Regions from separate parts of the Homo sapiens genome. Here region 2 is linked to region 1. A link is an interaction called in ENCODE POLR2A ChIA-PET data of the cell type or tissue named here. Cell type or tissue: endothelial cell of umbilical vein. All regions are shown on one strand. Links, peaks and the distances in the headings refer to the core of each region. The heading gives the core; the rest is flanking DNA. Region 1 has its middle 85 kb from the start of SNHG20. Region 2 overlaps LOC105371901 (a long non-coding RNA gene).

What was found. ChIA-PET counts read pairs that join two places held together with the same protein. Peaks named below come from ENCODE experiments on the same cell type or tissue, not always from the same donor. Only the 100,000 strongest peaks of a DNase experiment are listed, where the experiment ranks them.
Region 2: POLR2A ChIA-PET joins it to region 1 with 6 read pairs; 3 of 35 experiments call an interaction of 5 or more read pairs at or near these places.

What each region holds. Positions count from the first base shown.
Region 1 is chr17:77,001,813-77,004,623 of GRCh38, forward strand. No RefSeq gene overlaps it. Among named protein-coding and RNA genes, the nearest start is that of SNHG20, 85 kb to the right of the region's middle. In endothelial cell of umbilical vein, for the core only: no CTCF peak of the experiment used is centred there; no DNase peak of the experiment used is centred there.
Region 2 is chr17:77,130,725-77,133,535 of GRCh38, forward strand. The region is part of intron 2 of LOC105371901 (a long non-coding RNA gene); the gene reads right to left. It also overlaps a transcript of SEC14L1 not described here. Among named protein-coding and RNA genes, the nearest start is that of SEC14L1, 8.8 kb to the right of the region's middle. RefSeq lists an enhancer at 2,207-2,708. In endothelial cell of umbilical vein, for the core only: no CTCF peak of the experiment used is centred there; a DNase peak (open chromatin) is centred at 1,337.

The DNA.
Region 1 (2,811 bases), core at 202-2,701:
GCATGTCCTACAAGTGTAGACCGAACCCCGGGAGAAGGAGAGGGGAACAGGGCTCTGGACCTGCGGGGCGGGGTTTCCTCCATATTGCCTCCCTTACGATGCAGTGATGAGGATCTTTATAGGTCTTTTGGGGGTGACCGCCGTCCACACCCCACCCCCTCCAAAACCCAGTATCAGTTATCAGAGATGGGCTAGATCAGTGATGGCAGAAGGGGTGTGAAGTATTGCTCAGATGGATCCCTGCCTGACATTATTAGAAGGAGCAGTGCCCCCCACCCTCATCGGCACACTGGGTTTGGCCTCAGGCTGTTCCCTGAGGCTGGCACAGAACCCTGGGGCAGCCCTGGCCTCGGTGCTTCCTGGGGAGCAGATCCCATTACTAAGGAGACCACCCACACTGTATGTCCTTTGCTTCCAGAATTGCACCCAGGCTGACCCTCCACCCGCAGCAGCATTCTCGCCACCCCCAGGGTCCATAGTTCAGTTACACAAGGAGCTTAGGCTTTATCCTATCCCAAACTGTGCCCTGGCCTGGTTGGCTGCGGAAGAACAAAGACGGGAACGTAATGAGTCACCATGCCATCACTCTCCCGGAGACCTCCCAGGTGGGGGACGCCTGACTTGGGTTCATTCATTCATTCGGCAAATATTTATCAAATGCTTACGATGTATCTCGCCCTATTCGAGGCCCTGGAGACAGAGCAGTGACCAAAGAGATTAATAATCTCTTTTGAGAAGCCGACATCCTAGTGGGAGAAAATAGACAGTAAACCTAGTGAGTGAATCATACAATACAACGGTCCTCAGCCCTGGTGCCCAGCACCCCACTGACGGCAGGCCCTTTCCAGGCAAGCTGCCAAGTGCTGGCCCCTGTAACGTGTTCAGCTGAGGATTCATCCCAGGCCAGGAATATGGGTGCAAGAGAGTGGGGTGTAGGGTCGGGAGATGCACAGAGGAGGGGTGGCTGGTTTCCAAAAATGGCCCCAGCAATATTTCCATGTCTGCATGCTTTTCCTTCAGGAGCTGGTGTCTATTTCCCCTCCCCTTCAACCTGGTTGGGCTGGTGACTGTCTGACGAACCGAATGAGGTTGAAATGATGCTGTGTGACTTCGAGTCTACTTTATGAAAGGCCTTTCACTTGGCTGTCTCTCTCTTTGTGTGTGTGTGTGTGTGTGTGTGTGTCTAATATGTAGCCACTAGCTGCACGTGACCGCCGAGCACTTAAAATGTGGCTAGTGCAACTAAGCAACTGAATTTTTAGTTTTACTTAATTTTAACCCTCCCCTCTCTCCCCTCCCCGCTCCTCTTTCTTTCTTTTTTGAGACCGGGTCTCACTCTGACACCCAGGCCGGAGTGCAGAGGTGCAATCTCGGCTCACTGCAACCTCTGCTTCCTCGGTTCAAGCAATTCCCATGCCTCAACCTCCCAAGTAGCTGGGACTACAGGTGCGTGCCACCACGCCCAGCTAATTTTTTGTTTTTGAGATGGAGTTTTGCTCTTTGTTGCCTAGGCTGGAGTACAGTGGTACAATCTCAACTCACCGCAGCCTCTGTCTCCCAGGTTCAAGCAATTCTCCCGCCTCAGCCTCCCTAGTAGCTGGGCTTACAGGCGCCCGCCAACACGCCCAGCTGATTTTTATATTTTTAGTAGAGACAGGGTTTCGCCATGTTGGCCAAGCTGGTCTCAAACTCCTGGCCTCAAGTGATCCGCCTGCCTCAGCCTCCCGAAGTGCTGAGGTTACTGGTGTGAGCCACTGAGCCCAGCCAATAGTAATACATTTTCACTGAAATTGCAATAGCAACATATGGCACCAGCTCACTCTCTCTTGCCACCCACGTATGGAGTCAACAAGTAAGAGGTGAAACCCTGTCTCTATTAAAAATGCAAAAATTAGCTGGGTGTGGTGGCGGGCACCTGTAATCCCAGCTACTAGGGAGGCTGAGGCAGAAGAATTGCTTGAACCCAGGAGACAGAGGCTGCAGTGAGTTGAGATTGCACCACTGTACTCCAGCCTGGGTGACAGAGCGAGGAAAAAAAAAATCTAAGCTGTTGAAATTTTAAAATATTTTGAGCCCTAAGGGATTGTGATTATAGGACATGAGTCACATAAACAGGCAGCTATAACCTTTGTTTCTCTGATTATAGATGAGCATTTTTCCTCACCTACATTGTTTTGAAAATGTTGTGACTAAAGTGTGGCAGGGAAGACCCCTTCCCTCTTCACTGTTGGTCTTCATCATAGATTAACTTCCCCCTTTCCTTTCTTATGCAAAGACTTCATGACTATCACATTGTCTAAGAACATTAAATAGACTCTTAAATTGGAAAGGAAATAAAAACAAGTTGTACAGAAAATACATTGTGACTGATTAAATTGTTGTAACTAAGCCAGGTGCGGTGGCTCACACCTGTAATCCCAGCACTTTGGGAGGCCGAGGTGGGCGGATCACGAGGTCAGGAGTTCAAGACCGTCCTGGCTAACATGGTGAAACCCCGTCTCTACTAAAAATACAAAGAATTAGCCGGGTGTGGTGGTGGGCGCCTGTAGTCCCAGCTACTCAGGAGGCTGAGGCAGGAGAATTACTTGAACCCAGGAGGTGGAGGTTGCAGTGAGTTGAGATCGTACCATTGCACTCCAGCTTGGGCAACAAGAGCGAAACTCCATCTCAAAAATAAATAAATAAATAAATAAATAAATAAAATAAAAATAAATCGTAACTCATAAACTAGACTATACAAAGTGCTATATTCCTACTAAATTTCTTTGTTTTCTGACTATACAAGCAAGACTTTAACTTTTTTTTTTTTTT
Region 2 (2,811 bases), core at 133-2,632, 130 kb after region 1:
GCCTCCCAAGCAGCTGGGAATGCAGGCACATGCCATCATGCCCAGCTAATTTTTGTATTTTTGTAAAGACAGGGTCTTGCCATGTTGTCCAAGCTGGTCTTGAATTCCTGGGCTCAAGGGATCCGCCCGCCTCGACTTCCCAAAGTGCTGGGTTTACAGACTGCCTAGCCTGAGATGTGTGAAATGCACTCAGAATAAAGGCCTCATCAAAAGTTCATTTAGTTCAACCCAACAGATATTTAATAGGGTTCTAGAAAATGCCAGGTGCTATTAAAATAGGAGAAAATTAGTGACGATGGTACCCAAGCAACTTACAGTTCAACAGAAGACACAGATCCCATTCTTCTACGGACAGTCTAGTTTTAGCCAACATGCCTTATGATGGAATTGTGAAGTGCATGGGCCAATGGAAAGAGGCATCAGAAAAGCCTTCAGGGAGGAGCTACATTGGGCCGTTGTGGAACCGAATAGGCTGTGTTTCAACTGCTAGGTGTCTGTCCTATAGAGCAGGCTGGCACCTTGTAGGAAAATCTGCTTTTTTGTAGTGGATCTCTCTTTTTTTGAGATGGAGTTTCGCTTTTGTTGCCCAGGCTGGAGTGCAATGGCGCGGTCTTGGCTCACTGCAACCTCTGCCTCCCAGGTTCAAGCGATTCCCCAGCCTCAGCCTCCCAAGTAGCTGGGATGACAGGCACCCACCACCATGCCCAACTAATTTTTGTATTTTTAGTAGAGATGCAGTTTTACCATGTTGGCCAGGCTGGTCTCAAACTCCTGATCTCAGATGATCCACCCGCCTCGACCTCCCAAAGTGCTGGGATTACAGGCGTGAGCCACCACACCCAGCTGTAGTGGGTCTTTCTATACCCCAGTGCTCACTGTGTTCAGAGTAAATTAAGGTGCTCAATAAATGTTTGTTGAATCCACAAAGGAATGAGTAAATAAATGAATAGAGTGGAGATGAATATAAAATCATTCTGGACAAATGAAGTTGGGGACGAGATTTACAGATGATCTTGAATGGTAGGCTTTGAAGTTTAAATTTAATTCTGTAGTCAATGTACTTTTTGCACAAGGGAGTGAGTCTGTATTTTTGGGAGAGAATTCTGCTAGTAGTAGGAAGGGTGTCCTGAAGGAAGGAAGACTCTTAGGTAGATAAACCAACTAGTCATAGGGAGTTTGCCTCTCCAGATTGAAATGAAATATTTTGGAAATATTGAAGGTTGGATGATAACTTTTGCAGATCCAGCTTCTTGGCCCGAAGTTTTCCCAGGTCGGGAATGATGCACTGTGTTAGCTCAAGGCCACTGGATTATTGCCAGGGCTCAATTAGGAAATCGTGCCTGTAGGGTAACCTACATTTTCTGTACTTTTCCAGGCTGGAAACTTTGCCAGATGGCCCATGTCAGGAGTATCAGTCATGCCTTGCAAGGCTGTCTTTAACTCTTTTACCACCAAATGCCAAAGTGGTCTCTTCCTTTATTAGGCCTTTATTCTGCATGGAATTTTTTTTTTTTTTTTTTTGAGCCGGAGTCTGGCTCTGTCACCCAGGCTAGAGTGCAGTGGCACGATCTCACTGCACCCTCCAACTCCTGGGTTCAAGCGATTGTCCTGCCTCAGCCTCCCAAGTAGCTGCGATTACAGGCATGCACCACCACACCCAGCTAATTTTTACATTTTTAGTGGAGACGGGGTTTCACCATGTTTTGGCCAGGCTGGTCTCAAACTCCTGACCTCAGGTGATCCACCCGCCTCTGCCTCCCAAAGTGCTGGGATGACAGGCGTGAGCCACTGCGCCTGGGCAAGTCTGCGTGCATTAAACACAACCCCCCAGCATGGGCTCTGACATGTCTCTGTAACTGACTGAAGTGAAGCACAAATGCCAGGGCGTATAAGGCCACCAGAAAATACGAAGTAAGTGCCCCTGGGTCTCTTGGCACAGCCTAGATAATTAGCTGGCCCTGACTCTCAGCATTGTTTAAAGGCATTATTGAGCATTATCTCTTGTTTCTTTTGCTATGGTAGTGAAGGGGTTGGGCTCTGGAGGCTGAAATTTTAGTTTAAGATTGTCACTTGCCTTCCACTGTCTTTCTTGGAGTGACACTCCCCTAAACTATACCCCAATCCTCCTTTTTTTTTTTTCTTTTTTCTTTTTTTTTGAGACAGAGTCTCACTCTCTCGCCCAGGCTGGAGTGCAGTGGTGCAATCATGACTCACTGCAGCCTCAAACTCCTGAGCCCAAGTGATTCTCCCACTTGAGGATCAGCCTCCCGAGTAGCTGGGACCACAGGTGAGTGCCACTACCCCCAGCTAATTTTTATTTTTACTTTTTGTAGAGACAAGGTCTCACTATGTTCTCCAGGCTGTTCTGGAACTCCTGGGCTCAAGTGATCCTCCTGCCTCACCCTCCCAAAGTGTTGAGATTACAGGCATGAGCCACTGCACCTGGCTGCGGTCCTCTTATGCCACAGGTTCCCATGCTGCTTTTGTTATGGTAGAGAAGAGGTTGAGCTCTGGAGGCCGAAATTTCAGTGACTCCTGATATTTTGCTAAGAGCAATGGAGAAGATATGGCCTGAGGACCCAGCAACGGCCCCCCTACCTCAGGTTAATCCTGCCGGGGGCGGGAATGTGTCCTGCCACGATGCTTCTGCCCACCTGTCGGTGCCTATGCAGGTGTGACCAGGCTGCTGACACTGCGTCCTGAGGTCAGCTCGAGGCGGCCAAGTGGAACGGCAGCTTCAGACTCAGGCTCCTAATGGGGGCTTGTCTGAGCAACTCACAGTGTCTTGCTATGGACTCTTGGGAATCCTGT